Linked DNA regions of Mus musculus: all the other regions are linked to region 2. Evidence: chromatin loops called from intact Hi-C (ENCODE). Cell type or tissue: heart. All regions are shown on one strand.

Region 1 (8,000 bases), 360 kb after region 2:
GCTTTATTGTAGGACGGTAGGGAGAAAGAAGGTAGAAAGAGGGAGGCCGTCCATGGCCGAGTGGGGGCGTGGGGGGAGAGAGAGGAGGGCTAGAGATGAGAGTAAGGAAGGTGAGAGCTTAAAGAGCTAGATACCTGATTATTGCACCACCACGCTTGCCTTAAAATCTTTAATTGACTCAATCAGTGTAGTTGTCAACAGCTATCTCCTGTGGATCATTTCAGCTGAGAGCTAAGGAATCCTGATACCTAGGTCCATCCCAAAGCTGAACCTCAGTTTTCCCAATGTCTAAGGACAGCCCACATTAGACCTACACAAGAGTATACAACCTAGTATGAGACTCACACCTATTTCCTATTGCTCCTGGCTACCTGGGATCTAATGCCTGTGCACAAATGCAGAGAGATGCAAAAGTGGCCAAAGACCAACACTGCAGTGATGCTCACCTACATGTGAGCAAAACCCAGTCCAGCCCAGCTGACCAGAAATATAACAACATTTAAAACGTGTATCTGAAGCCCGGCATGGTGGGCACGCCTTTAATCCCAGCACTCGGGAGGCAGAGGCAGAGGCAGGCGGATTTTTGAGTTCGAGGCCAGCCTGCTCTACACCAGGACAGCCAGGGCTAGAAACCCTGTCTCGATAAAATTAAAAAATAAAAAAATAAAACGTGTATCTGCTCAGCTATGATCCTGGAGTCATGGAGGAAACCCACGCTGGGTATCTGACCTCTGAGCAATTACTGGTATCCACGGAGCTGGATCTCCTCCCATCTCTGGTTCCTAAAAAACCTGGCTCGTGAGATCCAGGAGTCTACGGAGATAGGGTTGCGTCGGACCAGACACTCTGAGCGCTAAAAAACTGGGCTCGTCCGGGATTTGAACCCGGGACCTCTCGCACCCAAAGCGAGAATCATACCCCTAGACCAACGAGCCACGGTGACAAGCAGCCTCAACGTTGATCTTTAGGTATCTCGAGCTGAATGACATGCTCCCGCTAGAATTCGACTCCACAAGTTTATTTTTCTAAGAGTTCCAGGAAGCGAAAGGAGGAGATCGGGCTCCGTGGAGACTTGCCTGGAGAGAAAGTTCCGAAACGCTCAAGACAGGTCAGACGGCCCCCAGCGTACGATATGAATGACCATAGACCATCGTCCTTCGGGAAAGGGAAGCCAGCGAGTTTGTGTGAACAATGCAGTTTCATGGTGGACGGCGGCTCAGAAATTTTGTCCCAGGTAGAGCCAAGTCTAGGACTTCGAGAATGAGAGCTTCCTGACACGCCAGTCCACACAAGCTCAGTCGTCCGGGAGAGCCATAGAACCCGCAGATCCTGTACCTTGGCCAAACCCACTCGGGGCCAGACTCTGCCTAGAAGACCCGCGCAGCTCAGAGACCCAGACACAGAAACCACAACTCCGGGTTGGTTCTTCCGAAGCCCACAGCTTAGCGTTCGGCAAGGGATCCAGTGTCCTGCGGCGGCTTTGAAAACGCATGCTCGCCATGATTAGATTCTGGAACCGATCGGGCCCTAAACGGGGGTCTCACTAACATCCTCACAGACCACCACCTTGTCCCCAACCTTGTGACTCCTGGGAACGGAAGGGGCCACACAAGCCCTGGCTGTGCGATTGATACGAAGCTACAGGAGCAAACCTACCACCATGGCTCTAAGACAAGTCTAATTCGTTCTAGAACCCGGAAGTGTATAGAATTCCAAGAGGTCTGTGGGGAATAAGTTTCTCATCACCGCCCGGCTAGCTCAGTCGGTAGAGCATGAGACTCTTAATCTCAGGGTCGTGGGTTCGAGCCCCACGTTGGGCGAGTAATTTTGCTTAAATGAAAAAGCGGCCAGAAGTCCAGAAATTGGAAAGGATTGGAAACTGGCAGAAATCTGAAGACAGGAGAGATATAAACTCTAGTGCCTAGAGAGCATTTATTTCGTACACCAGGCAAAAGAGTCACAATCCTATGGAAAGTCCCCTTTTACTTAGATTAGCTCTATAGATTTAGTTTTTACACATTTAATTTGATACTTCATAAACACATCAAATTTAAATAATTTAAAGGTACAATAGGAAGAACATTAAGGACCCTATCTATGGACTGAATCTCTAGAAAATCAGGGTCAAACCCCAAAGACCTCCATACAATCATTATGTACCCAGCTAAGACTGACAAACGAAGAAAATATAATTACATCGTACATGTTGCAGAATCCCAGTGTAAGATGAACCAGCAGCCTCAGGGAGGCCTTGTGAAAGACAGCATTATTTAGGAAGGGTCCTTGACACACCACGCATCAGAAACTTCCAATTTTATGATATATCAAAGCCTGTATTTTGGGACGTTTTTATCGAAAGATGAAGCCATGCATTCTATGTATTTTTAAAGTATACTATTATTATCTATTTCAAATATGTATTCGAGCTAAGAAAATAGTATTCAGTGCCTTGAGTCTACCAGTGATCTATGCCCCCAAACTATAATTTAAAAATTAACCAGTTGCCTTGAAAGGTAGTCTCTAAATAATTGGGTTTATTTAAAAAAAAAAAAAAAAAAAGGACTTTTTTGAAAATACATATAACCTAACCTGGAGTCATCTGTAATCCTAGTGTTCAGAAAGAAGATGCAGAAGGATTTTTGAGTTCGAGCCCAGTCTGGTCTACATAACAAGACGTATGTATGTATGTATGTATGTATGTATGTATGTATGTATGTATTTTAAGGAACTGCAATGGAATTGTACGTCTACGATCTGAACAATTACTATGTTTGAGTATCAACTAATAATTGGTGGTACATAAAAATCGTTCAAATAAAACCATATGGTATTTTGTAAAGTGAAAGCGTATTTATTTGAAAACAAAACATTACCTTGAGCCGGCTATGGTGGCGCACGCCTTTAATCCCAGCACTCGGGAGGCAGAGGCAGGCGGAGTTCGAGTGCCAGCCTGGTCTACAAAGTGAATTTCAGGACAGCCAGAACTATATTGAAATGGTAAGTTGACATTTATTTGAAAACAAAACATTACCTTGAAATGGTAGGTTGAAATTTATTTGAGAACAAAACAAAATTTTGAAAGCAAAACCACCTGCAAGGAACCGTTTCTCTTCAGCTCACTTACCAGCTACCTAAAAGTGCCTAAAACACCTCATTACCCCGGGTGGGACTCGAACCCACAATCCCTGGCTTAGGAGGCCAATGCCTTATCCATTAGGCCACCGGGGCTGACGAGAAAGAGACGTTATGGATGTTCCACCAGTCTGAGTCTTTGGGTTCTTTCCGTGTCCATCAACCGTGTGTACCATTTCAGCCAAGGTACCGGCTCTAACGTTGCCGGGCCCCGAGCACCCTTAAGATCTAAAGGAGGACGCACTTGTAAGGAGGCGACTGAAACACGTACATCGCTGCTTTTATTTTGCTCACTGGTTTACAGAACAGGTACGCGTCTTTCTATGGTGCAAGATATCCAAGATTCCAATACTGAATGAGCCCTTTGAACCCGGACGACCAGTATGATGGAAAACGTGTTTGTGATGCAGGATGCAGGAAACTGGAGCCGGCACGATAATGTATGTGCTTTGCAGTGCCGGTTCCCTGTCCAGGATAACTGTGCCGGGTCTCTGTCCAGTCTTCCACCGTCTCTTCAACCAAATGTTACTTGGTAGGGACAGGTCTTCATGCTTTCTCTTTATAGAGTATACAACTGGCCTATATATTTTACTTGATACCCACCCCCCTCAAAAAAATTAAAGTAAATTAAACAACAACAGCAACAACTAAACAGCACAGTCGGAAGAACCTGAGGTCGAGTTTTGGCTTGAGGCTTGTGGGTTCCGGCCCAGTTGCGTTATCCTCGTGTCCTTTTGACTCTCCTTTATCTCATGTGTGTGTCTGATATAACATATTTGCAAGCTTTATTAAGCCACTGTAACATTAAAGAGAAAATTATTCTGCACAAGGCTCTGTCACGTGAGCTGGTACCCCGCCCTCCCATTCTGTGGTTCTCCTGGGAGTTGTAGGGATGACAACGGTTCCACTTAGACCGAATCCCTTAAATAGAGATATCCCACACACACACACCAGGTTAAATGTCAACTCAATCTGGGACATATTCTTGCTATTTAAAAATTTATATTTACACTGGACCTGTAAGGAGACGCCTCTGTTGTTGTTGAGACAGGATCTCATGTAGCCCAGTGGCTTTTAATTCCCCTGCCTCCGCCTCCTAAATACCGGCATTACAGGTGTGCCTGGACATTGTAAGAAATCTAATTTTCTTACTGTTTCATGGATTTTAAAGCTGTGGACATATAAACCGAATTTACTGCTTTAGTTATTTTCAAGTGTTCAGTTCAGTGACAATTGCATTCACCCAGATAGCCTACTGAGTTTTTTATTTTAATCAAATGTCTTTAACGTTCCCTTGGGACACCTCCCACCCACCACGTAAGCAATCCAATCTAGCATCTATTCGGTTCCTTTCCTTGGCACTAATTCGAGCTGCTCGTAGTCTGTCTTGAGATAATAACTTCACCTACTTAATACAAACATGCTGGTCTTCCTTCCGGGGTACCAGACAAGAGTTTGAAAAGCAAATTTGAGAATGGGAAATTTTAAGGTAGGTTTTTAAAAAGCAAATGCACGCAGCGACCACGAAGGGACTCGAACCCCCAATCTTCTGATCCGGAATCAGACGCCTTATCCATTAGGCCACGCGGCCCTACACTGACTCAGGCCTTAGCTCTCTCCATAAGACTTATTCAAGCGCCTACTGCGCATGCTTAAACCAAAGAAAAATCCTACCTATTGAGCCAATCTATTTAGTGACAGTCTCAAAGGAGCCTCCACAAGTTTGAACCGATATAATCAGACTCCTGAGCAGTCAGTCAGCAGAAGCCCTTCCGGATCCTAGAGGCTCGTCTTTCAGATCTCCTCCATTGGCTGGCCCTCAACTCAAGACCAGGGACAACCCACATGAACTTGCCCTATCACGTCACTGAAGTATCCACAATTGTCTTTTCCAGTCTCCAGACCCGTGCTGGCTCGCCTCTCTGGCAACTCCATGGCCCCAGCGCCATGTGGAGATTGAGACCGCCCGCATCAGGGACTCAGCGAGGCGAGAGTTATAGTTCCGGAGATGATCCTTCCCAGAACTTCTTTCTCCCTAAGCCTCTCCCAGCATATCCAGGTCAGCCTTGTGAGGTTCCGTAGTCCCAGACAGGAAGCACAGACCCGATTCAACCTCTGGTTCCCGAGAGCACAGTCGATCCCCTATCTACTACCAGGTAACTTTCCCCATTATCTCACGTATTTCAGAAAGAGCATACATTTTCCGGAGCACGCCGATCATGAACACATACATATTTATTGGCGCTATGTGAGCTCCCACGCCCAAACTGCTGCATCGATGACAGGGTGTGAAGAGGGGATGTAGGGGAAGTGGTGAGGTTGCTCGTCCTATAAACAGAGCCGGCGCCTGAGCAAGCTGCGGATCTCCAGGCAGGCTTTGCACAGCTCATCACTGTCTGGCCCCAGGACGTCCAGCTCACACACCCGCCTGTTGACCCTGTTGACACTCAGCTAGGCCCTGAGGGGCTCAGTCCATCACACCCACTGCAGTCATTGTCTGCTGGAGGGGTTTTTGCGGAGAGGTCGATACTTTCTGAAATAGTCTATGAATCCTAGGCTGGTCTCAGTCTCTGGTCCTGCCACTACCTCCCAGCTACAGGCATGCTCCTCAATGACCGACTCTTGTGTCTGTTGTTCTGTAAGCCTAAAATTTCAAGTGCTACCTAATCATCTTTGAGCCTAATACTAACCCAGCAGTTTTACATGAGCTCCTTGCTCTCAACCAAAAAGTCCCCCACCCAAAGGGAAAGGCTCCCCACCCCATATATATAATCATATAATCAGCCAGACCAGCATTGCCCACCCTGACCTCAACACAAGAAGAGGACCTCCCTATTAGCCTGCAAAACTGTACAAATGAACTGACCCTATTCTGTAACAACCCAGTGGCACCTCCCTTCCTGCACCCCCTGCTGGCTCCTTCTACTTCCCAGTATACCCCCCACCTCAGTCCCCTCCTCCCAATGGCTTCTGGTGTCCTCCTCTCCTGAACTTTATTTAGTGTATGTAATAGCTGCTGCTGAGTTTGTCTGACCAATGTGCCCTGTATTTGAGCATCTCTTGATGTGAGGGCAAGAGGGAGGGAGGGAGGGAGGGAGGGAGGGAGGGAGGGAGGGAGGGAGGGAGGGAGGGAGAGAGAGAGAGAGAGAGAGAGAGAGAGCCTTCTCCTTGCTTCTCCTTTCCCTGGGTTAAGTGGAAGGTAATGAGAACACTCCCACAGATCCAGCCCCTCTTTCTCCCCTCCTAACCCCGTTCCTCACACCTCAGTCAGCAGCTCAAGGAGATCTCTTCCAGGGTTGGCTCTGATGACCTCCACCAGTGTCTGGACAAAGTCCGAGCCCTTTTCATCCCGATAAGCCACACAGCCTAGGTGAGGGGATGGGGTCAGAGTCAACCTTGGGCTGACATCCCAACCTTCAGTGGCCTATTGTGGGTGGAAGAAGTGAGGAGGGGAAGCAGAGAGCATTCTGGGTAACTGGCTTCAGACCAGCACAGGGTCAGGGACTTCTTGCATCAGGAAGAAGTTGCCGATATTTGTAGAGTGAATATTTGGGTATAATCAATGTACAACAAATATTTACTGTGGACTTGCTAGGTACCAAACAGTGGACAGGCGCCTGAAGCAAGCAGGACTGTCCTGTCCTAGAACTTACACAAGGGAGCATTTGACAGGAGCTTGCCATTCTAACCCTGACTCTAAGGACTAACCTGTAGGAGGAGAGTGACTTAACTGGGGCTGGACTCTTGCTGAGAGTGAAGCTATCACTCCAAGCCATGGGGCAGGAAACTAGGCCCACCATAACCATAGGTTTCTTACCCTCGACAGCTGCAGAGACAGTAAGGATGTCTGCTTGGCCTGAGCTCCCTGGAGTGGAGATAAGGTTGTCTGCAAAAAGAGTCAACTCCCATTACCAGCATCCAGGGACTCCACCTGCCCCAGTGTCTTGTCATCTCTGGCTCAGGGGCAGCACTAGACAGTGGAAAGAATGTGGAGCTGAAAACCCACAAGCCTTACAGCATCCAGGCTGTATGAACTCAGAGAGGCTAGGTCCTCTTGCTAACTCCCAAATTGTCAGACTCAGCTAGGAGCAGAAACCTCAGAGTCCCTCACAGCTTAGGAAGACATTTCCTCCCTGGATCTTGGCAAAGCAGCAAACTCCAAGCTACCAGGCCTAGTAGTGTGCTGTGTGAATGGTTCCCAGCACCTGTGTGCCAAGCCCAGGCTCCAGAAGAAAAGCAGACCCACCTGGAGCATCAGCATGGATCTGAAGAACATCTGCCTGGGTTGGGATGGCTCGGGGTGCTCTCAGCCAATGACGGTACCATGGGAGAGCTCTTGACCCCACACCAGGGTCCCTGTTCCCTGGAGAAGGATGGGGCAGATACCTTTACTCAGTGGAACCTCAGGATATCTCTGGGCGAGGCAGGCTTGCAGGGGTGGCAACATTCATAGAGGTTCAAGTTTGTGGGCTTGACTCCAGGGGAGGCTGGAGAGGGGCAGGGAATGGCTAGCCCGCAGGCTTCCTGGAGGAGCTGTGTGGGAAATGTAGGAGGCAGAGGAATGGCAGGGTAGAGGGTCAGGCTGGAGGCGGAGTCCCTCACCCCCACAGCAGACCTGGAGCAGGAAGATCTTGGGGTGGCCATGCAGTGCCTGGCAGCAGCTCAGTTCCTGCACCAGCACTTCTGCCTGTACTTCTTGACCATCACCCCCCAGCAGCTGCCCCTGTGGCTCCCTATGGGCCATCAAGGCCACCAGGGCACAGCTCACGGGGCCCGTTGTATCCAGCTTTTCCCGAAGCTGAGCCAGTTCTTCCCAGAAGGCCTGGAGTGGTAAAGGCCAAGGTCTGAACCAGCTCCTGGCTGCCCTT
Region 2 (8,000 bases):
AAGTCTTCCAACCTAGGAGTGATCAATGTTTAATAAGTGTCTTCTCTAAGAACCTGGAATGCTGACATCAACAGCAGATAGAAAATGGAAGAAGCCATGTGACTCAATGAAAGTGTGTTCAAACACGAGAAGACACACAAAAGAATATTTATATTCTGTAAAGATTCTAAGTAACCTGAACGAAGATTCCACAGGCATTTTTCACAGAAATAGAGAAAATCTTTCTAAAATTTATAAAACTGTGAGAAACCACAAAGACTTCAAAAAATTATGAAAGAAGGCTCAAACCCAGAGGTGATTTCAAACTATATATAAAAATTATAGCTACACAAACCCTGACTAGTTAACACAGAGATGGATGACAGAGATGTCAATGGAAAGGCAATGTAGTCAGAGTTTAATACTCTGCACAGGTTTTAAGCAAATCTTATTGAAACCTGGCTGACGTTATTTTAGGAAATGGAGAAATTAATCCTAAAAGACACAGAACCTGAAGGAACTACAAAATGTTTCATGAACTCTGAGAACAGAAAAAAAAAAAAAAAAAACAAGAGGCATCAATGGTTCTAACTAAACACTACATTAAAATTATAGTAACAAAACCTGGTAATATTGGTATGAAGACACAACCAGAGCTGTGACTAGGAGAGGGAAGCCATTACTCACATGCAACGTCAAATAAAATTTTATTTGCCTCAGAGTATTAATACATAGAGAGCCTTCAAACACCTATGATAGGATAAGCCTGAGACTATTCTCAGTGCAACTCCTTTCTAATTTAATAGAATGTGGCGAAACCAATCTCATGTCCTGTTTTTACTGTCACTTGGGCTCCTCCCGATCCCTTGCTCAATCCCTCTACCATACCTGGATCCTTTGCTACAGTTTCCTCTCTTCACCATCCAGGGCTCTTTGCTCTGCTTCACAGGTAAGCAGGACTGGCTGAGGAGTGTGAGATCTGCATGCGAGAAAGATATTCCTCAGAGAGTAACTGGAACTTTTCATGAAAGAAAACGGAAAGATGCTCACACCTGTCAAAAGAATATACTTGAAGGAAGGAGAAAATATCATGAAAAATGCCTGTCGTTCTCTAAGGATTTCACTTTACTCTGTGAGATGTAAGACTAATCACACACATAGTGTAGTTTTCCCAGCACCTTGAGGAAGAACAAGGAAGACTGCAAGAAAACTATTCTCACCTAGAGAAACCAGACTGCTATACTTCTCCAACTGGAGATCTCTGTAAAAGCCCCGTGAGTAAGGTCTAGGCCTTCACATTCCTCCTGCACCAAGTCCACCTTCACAGCCTTGAAGATCAACAGATCCTTAAATAAAAAAGTAAAACAAACAGTGACAAAAAGCAGACAACAGTTTGGCCACATGTGCAAGGGCAGAGTGCTTTTTGTGAAACAAGGAGTCATTCATTACTCTGATTCCAGTGAGCGAATACAATTATTGAAACGATGCTTTCTAATTTTAGTTTTAATCTAAACTGAGTTTGCTGACTATAAAATCATGATTACACATTTCTGAATTGTGTATTTACACTCCAAATACTGTATTTATAGAGTGCTTACATCTCAAGACAGAAAATTAACAGGGAGTAAAATTTGCTTAGTAAACATTAATGTTTACAGCAGTAACTTTGGCATTTAATAAAGTACTGCTATGGGTAGCTGGCCAGAGATGACCACTCAAACAGTTTATAGCCCACTCAAAGTCTTTATTCCAGCCGGTTGAGACCACACCCAAGTGTTCAGGGACCTAAGTGTTTCTGTGAATGTCCAAAACATAGGGGTTTTAAGGGCAGGGACCTCATCCAGGCATCTTGCATAGCAGCTGCTGGGGCCATTCTGCAGAGTAAGTAGTTTGAAGCAAGCAGTTTTTAACAGTAGCTAAAATAGGAGGTTAGCCATCCTGATGGGAGGTTCCAGCACACCAGCAGCTAGGATCTAAGGTTGACTGGAAGAGGTTACTCAAAAACTTTAATCAATGGCTAAGTATGGTAGGTTAGCTAGGACATCCTGACCTAGAATAGAGTTGGGTCGTTTTTTTCATGGGATTCTCCATCAAGAAAATAATTTTTTAGTTAACCCTGGAAACGGTCTCAGCAGGAATACAACAAGATGGAGGAACCGCTACACTGTTTTGCTCTGTCACAGTGTATATTCTGATTCTATCAAATCTGCACTGGTTCTTCATGCGACTAGTATCTACAAAGCTTTCTGCTGTGCTTAGTCCCAGGGGCAAAGGACAATCTCTGAAATAGGCAAGTAGTAGAACACAGAAGTTAGAAAAAAGCATGCATGAATTTAAATTCCAGCAGCTTTGTAACTATTACAAAGCAATGAGAAGCCTGCTTGCAGACAACAGATGATGCAAATGCTCTAGCAGATTATTTTATGAAAATATTCTGGCCAGCATAAGATAAATGCAAAAATGACGATAAACCCCTGTTCATATGATTTCAATCTTCCCGACAATGGTAGGCTATCCATGGTTAAAAGATTATCTACTACAGAATTGTGAGAGCGGCTTCCTTTGAGCAGCCTCCACCCTTGCTCCCGCCCGTTTCCCAGCCCCGCGGCTCCTCTGACCTGGGCGTTCTATGGCTGCCGGGCTGAGGCTCAAGCTACAGCGCTGTTGACTAATGACTTTCTCAGGACTCCTCTCGCGGCACCTGTGGATGCCTGGAATTTTCACGCCCTCCTAGAGAAGCCCGTGTCCTCCACCCCGGATTCCGGACCTCGCAGCTTCCCCGGTCCCTCAGTGAATGGTGAATTTTTCTGTCACTCTGTGCAGGCTCCTTGGAGCACCGCCCTAGCTCCGCCCACCACACGCTGGTTCCGGTTACGTGAGGGTTTTTTTTTTTTTTTTTTTTTTTTTTGTAAGCCCACCCCTCCCAAGCTCTTCTCTTTCTTTCTTTCTTTCTTTCTTTCTTTCTTTCTTTCTTTCTTTCTTTCTTTCTTTCTTTCTTTCTTTCTTTCTTTCTTTCTTTCTTTCTTTCTTTCTTTCTTTCTTTCTTTCTTTCTTTCTTTCTTTCTTTCTTTCTTTCTTTCTTTCTTTCTTTTTTTCCAAGTCTATCCGATTGTTTTCGTTTTTAAAAACTTCCTCGCCTTCTGATCAGGCGAGTATCCCCGCTCCGCGGAGGCAGGTCCCTCCTAGTCAGTATTGGACAGCCTGTCACACAGCTCTAGCTGTCAGGCTGCGCTGCACACGCTCAGCACAGTCCCACCCACCCACCTACCAGGCTTGCTGACAGCTAGACCAGAACTGGATCTAGTCCGCTGCACCCAGGTCTGACCCAGACCGTGGCTTCTGAAGTCTTCAGATAGAAGTTATTCTGCCTAACTTTTCATCTTGAGATACTAGCCTTCTGGACTACAGCAAAAAGGAATCAGCCGACACCCTAAATTCTGACTTTTGTTCCGCTCCCAACATTATAGTAAACCTAAGGTTAAAATGCCCTTGACCTAAAACAGACAAACAAACAAACAAACAAACAAACAAAAAACCCAAAACAAAACAAAACAAAACAAAAAAAAACTATAGCTGTGTCCTTTAAGGAAAACACTGTAAGTGGTATCTTAAAGATACATAGCTCAAAAACCAAGAGTCAAATTCAAGGAGAACAAAGCAGGTTGAGCATGTAAATGAACTAAAAAAAGACAGGAACAAAATGATTTGTTGGGGGGAGGGGGCAGATAGCAAATGCTGATGGAAATGAGGACGACTTAAGATATGAAGATTGAATTCAATAAGTAGCTAGAAACATCGAAAAAGTCCAAACTGAAGTGAAGCAAGAAATCAAAACTGCAATGTCTAATAATAACTCAGAACAGGTAGGAGACAGAATATCAGGCTTGAAGACAAAGTACGGGAGCGGGATGTCTCAGTCAAAGGAAATGATGAATTAAAAGAAAATACACAAGTAGCACTGTTTAAAGGCAGAAGTGAAATTTAAACTGTGCATCCAACACTTATATGAAATAATTTAAATTTTAGACATTAACAACTCAATCTGGAGAGCTTTACTGGGAAGCTGGGTAATTATTTTCATAACTATGCAAATTGGAGTGACACTGAAAAGCCATCTGCATCCTTCTCTCACAGACCTTCACTATTACCAGCCAAACATCTAAAATTTTAACTTGGGGGAAGACATTTGAAGAACTCGGGATTTTGAAAGGAAATAGATGTCTCAGGAAGTTGATGGTCAGTTAGCCCAACTAACAAACTAGAACTGAATTCATATCATATTGCACACTACGGCTTTCTCCACATGATGGTGACTTTGCCGTTTTGCTAATTCTCAACAGGGGGAAGGAAGGAGGGAGGGAGGGAGGGAGGGAGGGAGAGAGACAGAGAGAGAGAGAGAGAGAGAGAGAGAGAGAGAGAGAGAGAATTGTTAGAAGAATGATCTAGGATTGAAATGAAGTTCAGAATGAGAGGGTGCACTAAGTGAAATATATCATGTGAAAGGGACATCACCATCATCGTCATCGTAGATATCACATCAATCTGTACTTTCATTTTGAGTCTTCATTTTCTATGCTATGTAACACTAGCTTCATAAAGAGTCTAGACATCTTGTTTCCCTTTTAACTGAAGGAATATTATAAGTAGCTTCAGAATCAGTTATTCTCTGGAGTTTTGACAGAATTCTTTGATGAATCAATCTGTTTCTTGGTGTTCCACTCCCCCCCCCCCAGAGGGTGTACATTTACTACTGCTTCACTGTTGATGTTGCTTAAATATCCACTTATTTATTTATCTCATGTTGGTATAATTTTGGTATGTGATTTGAGCCAGGATATCTGTTTATTTCCTTTAGAGTTTCCAATGTAGTTGCCTTGAGGCCTTTAATGTCATTAGGCACAATATATGCTTGTACAGTCATGTCTTCTTATTAGATTGTGCAGTTACTTTGGGTACTTCTCCAGTCATGTTAGCAAATATTCCACTATAAATAGCTTTGGAGACTAGGCAGACAAATCTTCTTTAAGATTCCTTTTCACCTCAGTTAGAATGAACCTCATTTGGATACATAACAAATTCTGACAAGAATGTTAGGAAAGGGACGCTATTATACACTGCTTCTGGGAACAGAAACTAGAGCAGCCACTTAGGAAAACAATCTAGATATTTCTTTAAAATCTAGAACTAAAACTAGCATATATACTACAGTGTTTAGCCATTTACCCACAGATTATCTCCTGATAGTTACCTGCAATTCTCTGAGTACACCCATGCCCCATCTACATAGGCTAAGGAAAATAGAATTCGCTATTACCTGTTTCTTTAGATATTCTAGCTAAAAATAAATAAATAAATAAAATTGTCATAATTATCATGAGGACCAGTTTTCTCTGGTGTGTTCTGGGGTTCAAGCTGTGCTGGTATGATTGTGACACATTAAGAGGCATCCCAATTCTGCAAGGAGGTGGGAGCTTACACACACAGATGCAGAACTAGGGTTTTGTCTTTAAAGCACAGGGTTCTGAGCATGTTCATTTTTCAAATGACAGGACTATTTGTTTCTCATTTTCATAAGTTTGCTGTTTCTCTTGGGAATGCAAGAGAGAAAGAAAGAAAGAAAGAAAGAAAGAAAGAAAGAAAGAAAGAAAGAAAGAAAGAAAGAAAGAGAAAGAAAGAGAAAGAAAGAAGAGAAAAGGAAAGAAAGAAAGAAAGAAAGAAAGAAAGAAAGAAAGAAAGAAAGAAAGAAAGAAGGAAAGAAAGAAAGAAGGAAAGGAAGGAAGGAAGGAAGGAAGGAAGGAAGGAAGGAAGGAAGGAGAAAAAGAAAAAGAAAAATGTCACCATCTAATAGAATCTGCATATGTGTATGGATTAAACATATTAGTGATTAATTCTGTGTCACCAATAATACATCTATGTTGACTCAAGGAAAGAAATAAATCCTTTTTCCTTAGAGACATTTGACTAAGACCACATCAGGATTTGAATTCTTTTCTTCATGCTCCATATGTTTCTGTTAGGGACAGACAGAAACACACTCAGACAAACACACAGGAACAGATTTACAAGACAGCTTCAGGCAGGCACAGATTGAGGCTCACACCAACAGATAGAGGACAGAGAACCAGAATAAAATATGGGCACTCACTTGGTTAAATGACTCCAAGGGGGAAGTGTTTCTATTTTTTCCTTAATTCTAATGTATTATTGCTGATTGGGGTTAATTTCTAAGGGAATTAAGTCACTAATTTAACCAGTGTGCATACACATATACTTCTGAAGCCACATTTAATGAAAAAAAGAGTCCATGAATTTGAACTAAAGTAAAATGGAATATATGGGAAAGTTTGGAAGGAGGAAAAGAACAAGAGAAATGGTGTAGTTATCACAAGGATCTGACAAACATATAAACCTATCATTGTATACATCACATGCTTCATAGAAATGATATATTTTAATGAAACAATCATGACAATATAACAAAGTTTTAATGTATGGTTTTAGATGCATTTTTTATATGAACATAAGCGATTAGGAAGTTAAAGTTCATAAATTTTAGTTTTGTAGATTATGTCATAGAGGTTTTTCCTCTGGCTCAGTTTCTGGAATTAACATTTAAAAGTAAGAATCTTTTTTGTTTGTTTGTTTGTTTGTTTTTGAGACAGGGTTTCTCTGTATAGCCTTGGCTGTCCTGGAACTCACTTTGTAGACCAGGCTGGCCTCCAACTCAGAATCTGCCTGCCTCTGCCTCCCGGGTGCTGGGATTAAAGGCGTGCGCCACCACGCCCGGCTGACAGTAAGAATCTTACTATACTACAGGCAAGGTGCTCAGAATTAACATTTTGCTTAGTTAACTCTGGCTGCAAGGGAAAAAAAAGGCAGCTGCAAAAACAATGGTTCCTACACATCCCAAATCACCCTAAAGCACTTAAAGTCCATCCACAGAAACACTCAAACATATCTTTTAAAGGCATGCCAGTCAATCTTCATTACCTCATGATTTTTTTAAAACAAATGTGTAACTAATTGGCCAGAGATTTGTTATATTTTTAAAATAAAACTGAAGGCTTCTATATAAATAAATATCATATGTGAGCTATGTAGACTTATAAATATATATACAAATATATATTTACAAAAATATATACTTTATATACATGTATATACATATAAATAAACATAATGTAATATAAATATATACTTTATATAACATTTACTATGCATAAGTATATACTTGTATATATGCATACTTCATATATATTATATATACTTTACATACATAAATATACCCTTTATATATGCTTATACACACACATATATGTGTGTGTATATATATATATACATATATATATATACACATATATGTATATATAAACTTTATATTTACTTTATTGGTATATGCTTACGTATATGTATAGGCACATGGTACATGTGTGGAGATCAGAGGTCAAATCTGAGAGTTGGTGGACCCTTTCTACTGTTTGAGTGTGGGGAAATGGAAGTCAAGACATCAGGCTTAGTAGCAGGTGCTACTTTACTCATTGAGCCATCTCACCAACCCAAGCCTCAGATTTCTAATTTTGTTGTATTAGGAGCTACCGTTTAAGATGGCAGACATTGGTGTTGTCCCAATATCTACTTAGAAATAATATTTAGTTTCTTAGAGACTAGCTAGCTTAGTCTCTCTCTAGCTAAGGATAAGGTAATATATCCACGGTGACATAAACGAGAAAAGAAATTTCCTCAATACTCCCCCCAACAATTACTAATGGTTCCATAGAACCTAAGAAATTTGTCAAAAAATCCCCTACTTTCTGAAACATAGCAATGCCCCAAATGAAACAGCTTCCATATTGTCATAGCATGCTCTATGTGCATTAAAATACAAACAGTACAATAATATTTCCCCCTTTCCAAATAAAGGCAATCATAAAATGACCCAGAAGAGAGCCTAGCAAGAAAAAAATTTAAGGAAATTGTCATTATGTTAATGGATCATATGCAGATAGAGAAATATTACAGGA
Region 3 (8,000 bases), 770 kb before region 2:
CATTTGTGATTTCTTCAAAGCTCCAAAAAGATCTCTCCTGTTTGTATTCCCACCAGTGGTTACAATACGGATCTGATTTACCATTTCCTAAGCTCTGTTTTTGGCTATGTGATTATTTTTGAAAATATTTTGAGGAATATCTTAATATATAGTTGTTACTGGTTTGAAACTCACTGTGTAGACAAGGCTAACAGCAAATTACAGTGTTACATTTGTCGCTGCATCAAGAATGGAGAGGTTAAAGTTGTACCCATCGGACTTGGCTTCATTGTTTCTTGTTTTTGTTATTTTCATTTTCTGTGAATAGGTGTTTTGGCATAATGTATGTCTGTGCACCACATGTGTCTAGTGCCTATGGATATCATGTATAGGCATCATATCTGTTAGGAAGGTAGATAACAATGGTTGTGAGCCAGATTAATGGTGCTGGTGTTTGAACCCAGGTATTCTGTGATAACTGTAGCTGCTCTCACCCACTGAACAATCTCTCCATCCACCAATTTGTTTTCTTTGTGTAAGCCATTCTTCCTAGTGGAAGATGGAATATCAGGGTGTTCAATTTGTTATCCTCTCAAGGGTAAGTAGTATGAACATATTAATGAATACTTTGAGGGACGCTGGAAGCCTTTTAAGCTACAATCTATGAGATTTATCCTAATTTATTTTCAACATGCTTATCATTGGTACAAGAAAACTGGGAAGTTTAGTGTTTTTGTTTTTGTTTTTTTGTTGTTGGTTTTTTGTTTTTTTGTTTTTTTTTTTTTGTTTTTAACTTCTCTATTCTTCAAGTTCCTAATGCTGTTGTCAAGTGTAAAGATTTCTGGTGGTGTTTTCAGGTTATAAATACAATCATACCATCTATGAAATGGTTAAGTGCCTTAATTTCCTATTGTATCTATTTGCTTTTTTGACTCTCTCAAATTTCTTCAGTTTGTTACTTTACCATTATTGTTACATGTGTCTGGACTTTTGTATTTATGTCTGTGCACCATACATGTGCAGAGACTACAGAGGCCAAAAGATAGCATGGACTCCATTGGAACTAGACTTAAAACTTTGACAATTTTAATGCACTGCCATTTGATTGTTGCTCTAAAACCCATCTTTTGGAAAAATAGCCAGTACGCCTCGCCATCAATCTTTATAGCTAGGTTAAAACTATATTAAATACGACTGGGAAGAACATGACACTTTGTCTTGTGACAGTGTCAGCTCAGTACTGTACATTTTCTTCTTTCTGGACTGTAAACTTAGAGTGACCAATATGCTCTTTATTGTGTTGAAATGTGTTTCTTTTATTCTGACTTGCACTAGGTGATTTTTGAACATTAGTGGAGGAAATACTGTTATTACTGAGATTTTACTGTATTACTGAGATTTTAATTCAGAAGATACTGTTGGCATTTTGGCTGATACATTATCGTTCATGTTTTTTTTTTTTTTCCATTCCCAGTGAGTGTTAGTGCTTTCCTGTGTTATACATGATGGTTTCTTTCATGTCTTTGGTATTCATTTGTTACTTACATGAAATGTGCTCTTTTATGTATCTTCATGGATAATTCGTGTCCGATTCTTCTGTGCATGTTTTATCTGATTATTATCTAAGAAGGGTCCTGGGTGAAAACCCTGTGTAATTTTTCCCCCCATATTCAAGTACACTTCCTATTCTCTCACTTCTAGCAGTCATTTTTTTTTTTCTGGATATAATGCTACAGTTGACATTTATTTTCTTTCAAGCCTTTAAAAATATCATTCCATGCTCTGCTGACATTAGTGTATGTCCAACTGTTCATGAATATTGTATTTTCTAAGCCTCTGTGCTAGGGGAAGACAGCTGGAAAATAGATTCACATGGTTCTAGCACAGAGATATGGAAAAAGCAGGATAGACCTGGGAGATGAGAAAATCTCTGTCTCAGAGAGAATATCCTTAGTAAATATAGACTAGAATTCTGAGGTCGACAAACTAGAGTCCTACTTTCTGAACAGCACACATAGCTATTTGAGCTTTTCTTACTTTAAACAATTCATGTTGAAACAAGTGATAGTGACCTTTGAATGGAAGGCTCAGAAATGTAGAAAAATGTCTGTTCATAAGTAGCTGTGCATTTGAGGAAGTGTCAATTCCAGATTTTATAAAAGCCATGCATCGTGGATTTCATAGAAGAAACATATAAAACCCTGGTTTATTCATGCCTTCCCAGAATACCCTCTTAATCTCCATGAATTTGAAGCTGCAGTTCTGTTTTTTTGTTTTCAATTGAAGATATGGAAAGGATTATGTCACGGAACACATTCATTTGCAATAAACAATACTGCTGAAATTGAAAAACAGCATCTCTCACTGGTGCAAGAATATTTGATTTGTTGCTGATAGACTTGACAACATTTGTCAGCCTGTATGTTAAAGACAAGAGTGATAAAGTGATGTGTCAGGCACAAATGCTCGTTCATTTGAACATACATGCAAAAATACTCATAAAATACTTGCAGAGAGATTCCAAGATCACATCAAAAATATCACCAAACATGATCAAATAGGCTTTGAAGGGGTAGTTCAATGTACAAAAATCAACAAATATAAACCACTATACAATATTGCAAAAAGACATGATCATCTCATTCCATGCAAAAAAGGTCTTTGACAAAATTGAATATCCCTTCTCCATAAAAGTCCTGTAGAGATAAAAGATATGAGACACATCTAAACATAATGAAGGCAGGTTACAGTCTGCCTTAATCCTGGAACCAGGATTAAGTTAAATGAAGAGAAACTCAAAGCACTTCCACTAAAATCAGGAACAAGCCAAGAATATCCACACTTTCCATATCTATTTAATAAAATAATTGAAGTCTTAGCTAAAGCAGTTAAGACTACTGAGAGAGATACAAAAAGATACACAGTAGATTGAAAAGGAAGAAGTCAAATACCCTTATTTGCAAATGATATTATAGTATACTTGTGACCCAAGAATTTCCACCAGGCAACTCTATAACTCAAACACACTTTCCCCAAAGTAGCTGAATACAAAATTAAAGCTATTAAATCAATAGGTTTCCTATATACAAATGACAAAGGGACTAAGGGAAAAAATTAGGAAAGCAACACCTTTCACAATAGCCTCAAAAAAAAAAAAAAAAAAAAAAAAGAGTATGTTGGTGTTAACTTTAACCAAACCAGTATATGACCTGTATGATACAACTTCAAGTCTTTGAAGAAAGGAAATTGAAGAAGACAATTAGGAAGTAGAATGGCTATTCTACCAAAAGCAGTCTACATATTCAACACATTCTTTATCCAAATTCCAGCCTGTATCTTACAGACCAGAGTGATAAAGTGATGTGCTAGGCACAAATGTCCTTCCCCTTGAAAATCCATTCATTTCTATGTTCATTTTCCTTACCATCCTGATCCTGACCATGAATCCCCTGTGCTTGAAATTTTAAATAATGCAAACTCACCACATTTTATTTTTTCCTGGCTATCAAGATTCTGTTGTGCTATCATTATATTTTCACTTACACAAATTGGGTCTTATGCTGATGTTTTCATTCATATTATGGTTGCTATGCTATTTACAGAGAAATATTCGGGAAAAGTATTTGCATTACCTAGTCTCTTTGCTATTGTGGCCAGGACAATGCTCCTGGAGTTTAACTTTATTCATGCTTTCCAAGTGCCCTGTTCTACCACTTGCAGTTTCTACCAAGTGTCCTTTACCCCTGCAGCTCCCCCGTGAGCTTGCACAGCTCTCCTCTTATTATTATCTGTCCCATACGTTTTTATCCACATTTTCATATGATTAGTCTTTCTTGTATTTCACATGTTTTAAGACTGGCTTTGGGAAGAAGCCAGGCTTTTTTACTTACTTTTAGTATTTTGTGTAGGGAATGGAAGGAAAGAAATCAGAATTGTGGGTATTGGTTGCCATTTGCTGAGCGTTTTTAAAAGCTCAGAAGGCTTGTATCTTAACTTCTTAGTTAGGCTGCCCATCTTTTATCTGAGGGGTTCAGAACTCAATTGGGACTCAGATATTGGGGTGCAGCGTCCTTACTTATCCTGTTCTGGTGTGAAAGCATATCGGAGGCTGTGCAGAGCAGGTCTAGGGCAGCCTGGCTGCTGGAGCTTTGTAGCAGGCTGCTTGAGACTGAGTGGGAGGGGCCGGAACCTCCCTGGGGCGTGGGTACTTGTCGGGCGGGGAGGGGGCCAGCAAAAAGAAAAAACCAGAGGGTCTAGGAAAGTAATTACGGAAAAGAAAGCGCCTGGCTTGAAGTGTTTGGGGGGAACCACGTGACCGGAACCGGGGCCGTAGTGGGCGGGTCTAGGAGAGCAGCTCCAAAGATCAAGTCAGATAGGAAAATTCACCATTCCCTTAGGTACTTAAGTGAACAACTTGTTCTCTAACCGGGGGCTGGTTTTCCTGTCCTGGTTATTTCTGGACCTAGGGAAAACTCGGGCCTGGAAGAGTCAGCCGTCAGCTGTGCAGCGGCGGACACCGCAGCCCCGCGGCCCTGGAACCTCCCAGGTCAGAGGCGCTGCGGGGCTGGAAAACGGGCGGGAGCCGAGGTGGGGGTAAGGGGGGGGGGGGGGATGGTTTCCCTGGACGCTGCTCTCCCAATTCTGTTGTGGATATCTTACGGTTGTCAGGAAGTTTGAGATCCTGTGAACTGGGATTTATCGTGATTTTTTTCATTCATCGTACATTTACCAGAATATTCAGTCATAAAATTACCCATAAAATATCTGGTAGAGCAGTTGCATTATTATATGCTGTTAGTTATTGTAACAGTTCCTGGAATGTAAATTCATTCATGCTTTCTAACTGCCTCGTTTTACTAATTGCTTATTCAAGAGAACGCCTTTGGCTCTGGTTAATAGGTATCCTCCAAGAGCTTTGTATATAATTGTCATATGAGGAAACGGTACAGATTTTTTTTTGAACCAGGAAGTGTTGGAAGCCGACCGCGGCTCACATGAACCGGATTTCACCTGGAAGCCAAGCTGGGGCTGAAAAGAGAGGGGAACTAGGCGGTGGAGAGAAAAATGGAGCTAAGTCAAGATTCCTGATCAAAGCTCAAATGTTTAATGGCAAATGCGCTTATAAAGGGGGGGGGGGGTGTGGTGGGGGTGGGGGAGGCCCATTCCCGCCAGTTCATCCTTGGAGCCTGGAACCAGCTGCAGGAATAGTCTCCGTCCCAGCTGGTAGCAGCAGTGGCTGAACAATAGAGTGATCTAGGTAGGAAGGCTCTACCCAAGGTAATCTCCTTAGTGGCAGCAAGTTCAAGGTCTGGCTTAGCCTGCTTCAGGCTGGGGGGAGGTTACTAGAAAGTAGACCGTATGGAGCACTACAGTTATTGCAGTAAACATTAACATTTATTAAGCATACTTTTTATTGCCCATGAATTATTCATCTGAGATGTATGCAGTTTAGGATGTAAGTAAAGCATTGAGAAATGGGTCCGTTTACAGGAAGCCTACAGCCAATATCAAATTAAATGAAGAGAAATTCAAAGCAATTGCAATAAAATCAGGAACAAACTAGGCCATTCACTTTCTCCACGATGTCTATTCAATATGAAACTTGAATTCTTAGCTAGCACAAGAAGACCGCTGAAGGAAATAAAGAAAATAAACATTGGATTACAGAGGAAAAAGTAAAAATCTTATTTGTAAATGATATGACAGTATATATAGGTGACCCAAAAAATTCCACCAGGGAACTTCTACAACTGAGAGAAAACTTTCCCCAAAATAACTGAAGACCAAATTAATGCACAAAAATCAAAAGATTGTTGTTGTGAGACTTTTAAGGACTGCATCTGTTTTACGAGGGGTTAAATTGGTCTATTTGTTTATCTGATGTTGATTTCACTTTAGAATATGGAAGCTATTACTTAAATTATCCATTTCTTTTAGATTTTTATCAATTATGTGGAGTAGACATTTTAAATGTGCTTTATGATTCTCTGGTTTTCCTCTGGGTCTGTTGTTATGCCACATTTTTGTTTCTGATTTTGTTAATTTAGATCTTTTCTCTCACCCTTATAGTTAGTTTGGATAAGGGTTTGTTGATCTTGTTGATTTTGTCAAAGAACAAACTCTTTGTTTCATTGATTAGTTGTATTGTTTCTATATTTCTATATAATTGATTTCAGCCCTGAGTAAGATTATTTCTTGTTGTCTAGGTTTAGTTTCTTTCTTACTTCCATCTTAACCCATTTTTTAGTACAATAGAGTTGTTCACTTTCTATTTGTTTGTGAGCACTGTACAACTGAATTCTTTAAGACAGAGCCAAATAACACTGCTTATTTCTGCATCTTAGATAGCCACCAGCTTCTCCATAAACCACTGAGTTTTCAAAAAGGACTTTCTGTTTCCCATAGTAGAGCTCCCTTTACGTGATTCCCAGAAGACAAAATCGTTCCTGACTTAGCACTACCACAGTATCACTATCTAGTGATGAAAGCCCAGGATGAATTCAGCAGTAGGGTTGAATGGGCTGAGAGACTTGATTTCTTGAGACTTTACTATGAGGTTCAGATATCTGGGTGCAGTGTCCTACTAGTTCAGGTCTAGGCTGTCAGAAATCATGTGGGGAGGCTGTGCAGAGTAGGTCCAAAGCCAGCCTGGCAGCTGCAGCTGTAAGGCAAGCTGTCTGAATCTGAGTGGAAGAGACCTCTTCAGGAGGCCTCGATAGTATTAGGACCAGGAGAGTGAAGAGGAAAAGAAAGTAATGGGATAGACTCTTAAAAAGGTAATTAAGGACGAGAAAGCTCCTGGTCTGAAAGGGGGTTAGGGCTGCTCCAAAGATCCAGGCCAGAGTGAAAGGAAAAGCCACCTTGCCTTTACTACCTGGAGGAGCCACGTGGTTCCTAACCACGGGCCTTTTACCCAAGCCTCCGGTTTGTTTGGAAACCCTAAAACTATTCTAACATGCAGTTTCCTTGATGCTGGCTGGGAGAGTCAGCAGTTAGCCCAGCAGGAGCAGGAACCTCAGCCCTGAACCTCCTAGGTGTGAGGGGCTGGGAAACTGGTGGGCTTGGAGCAGGTGTGTGTTTTCTGCAGCTGCTCTTAAGGATGCTTCCCTCTGATATCCTATGAACCTGGGTTTATCTTGAACTTTTCATCTATATTCTGGTTGGTACAGTAGTTTTCAACATTATCTCTTAGAGCATTTTTTTTTAAACTATGTGTAGTTTGTACACGGGGTTGCCTTCGCTACAGCAGTTGCAAAGCTCTAATTCAAATTCATACGTGTATTTTTACCTCCCTTTATCCACCATTTGCCTGTGCAAGAGAGTGTACTTTGGCCTGAGAAATTGGCATCCCCAAGGGAGCTTCATAGCTATTAGTAATATCAGGAACCATTGCAGATTTGATTGAATCGGAAAGGAAGGGTCCAGAGTGAGCCTGGCCGTGAGAGCAGTGAGGCTGGGAGTTGGGGAAAGGAAAAGAAGTGAGAAGAGAGCAGGAGGCAAGAAAGCACCTAGGCAAAGATGTCCCTTTAATACTGTTTCCTTTTGGGCCCTGGGACAATGAGCTGCGGTGTATATTTTACATATCAAAGCAGACTTGGTCTCCAGATTCCCCTCCCCCACCCCCAGCACCCCTCAATCCCTACCTGGTATACCCTGTCCCAACTCTGAACTTTCCAGCCCAGAGGCTGGGCTGACCTGCCTCCAAGAGGCTCTTCCCTATTTAGCCCAGATATTTTGCATGTTCTGTTGCACCCTTCTCTCATTCTCTCCCCTTCCTCACTCTCTGTCTTGCTCTTCTCTCTGCATGCTGGCTCATTCACTGTTTCTCTCCCCTCCCCCTATGGTGACTCCCCTGGCCTCAATCCCAGGGGCCAGTGAGCTACCCCCAGAGCCTCTTCCCAATAAACCTGCAATTAATATATTTTTTCTGATTTGAATTGGCTCATTTCACTGGCAGAGAAATAACCTATCAGATATATTGATGGGCCTGAGTAAGCCATTTATCCTGCCTTTCTTTGAGG

Evidence for each region. Hi-C counts contacts between places; a loop is a spot of excess contacts. Peaks named below come from ENCODE experiments on the same cell type or tissue, not always from the same donor. Only the 100,000 strongest peaks of a DNase experiment are listed, where the experiment ranks them.
Region 1: a loop joins it to region 2, with 5 times the contacts of the local background. A loop is called at or near these places in 23 of 42 quality-filtered maps.
Region 3: a loop joins it to region 2, with 5 times the contacts of the local background. A loop is called at or near these places in 5 of 42 quality-filtered maps.

The regions. Positions count from the first base shown.
Region 1 is chr17:23,545,613-23,553,612 of GRCm38, forward strand. It overlaps n-TPtgg6 (a tRNA gene), which reads right to left and starts at 935; the gene lies at 864-935. It overlaps n-TKctt14 (a tRNA gene), which reads left to right and starts at 1,748; the gene lies at 1,748-1,820. n-TRcct2 (a tRNA gene) reads right to left here and starts at 3,228; the gene lies at 3,156-3,228. n-TRccg2 (a tRNA gene) reads right to left here and starts at 4,723; the gene lies at 4,651-4,723. It also overlaps 6330415G19Rik and the pseudogene Casp16. In heart, no CTCF peak of the experiment used is centred here; DNase peaks (open chromatin) are centred at 1,069, 1,599, 3,259, 4,899 and 1 weaker place; H3K4me3 peaks cover 5,786 bases; H3K27ac peaks cover 1,823 bases.
Region 2 is chr17:23,190,478-23,198,477 of GRCm38, forward strand. It overlaps Zfp40 (zinc finger protein 40), which reads right to left and starts at 2,751. Exons shown (of 6, transcript NM_009555.2): 1 at 2,598-2,751; 2 at 1,200-1,325; 3 at 868-958. The coding sequence starts at 902. In heart, a CTCF peak has its summit at 3,172; DNase peaks (open chromatin) are centred at 2,774 and 3,214; H3K4me3 peaks cover 2,230 bases; H3K27ac peaks cover 1,504 bases.
Region 3 is chr17:22,419,905-22,427,904 of GRCm38, forward strand. It overlaps Zfp946 (zinc finger protein 946), which reads left to right and starts at 4,298. Exons shown (of 7, transcript NM_198003.3): 1 at 4,298-4,525. In heart, no CTCF peak of the experiment used is centred here; a DNase peak (open chromatin) is centred at 4,267; H3K4me3 peaks cover 2,090 bases; H3K27ac peaks cover 1,777 bases.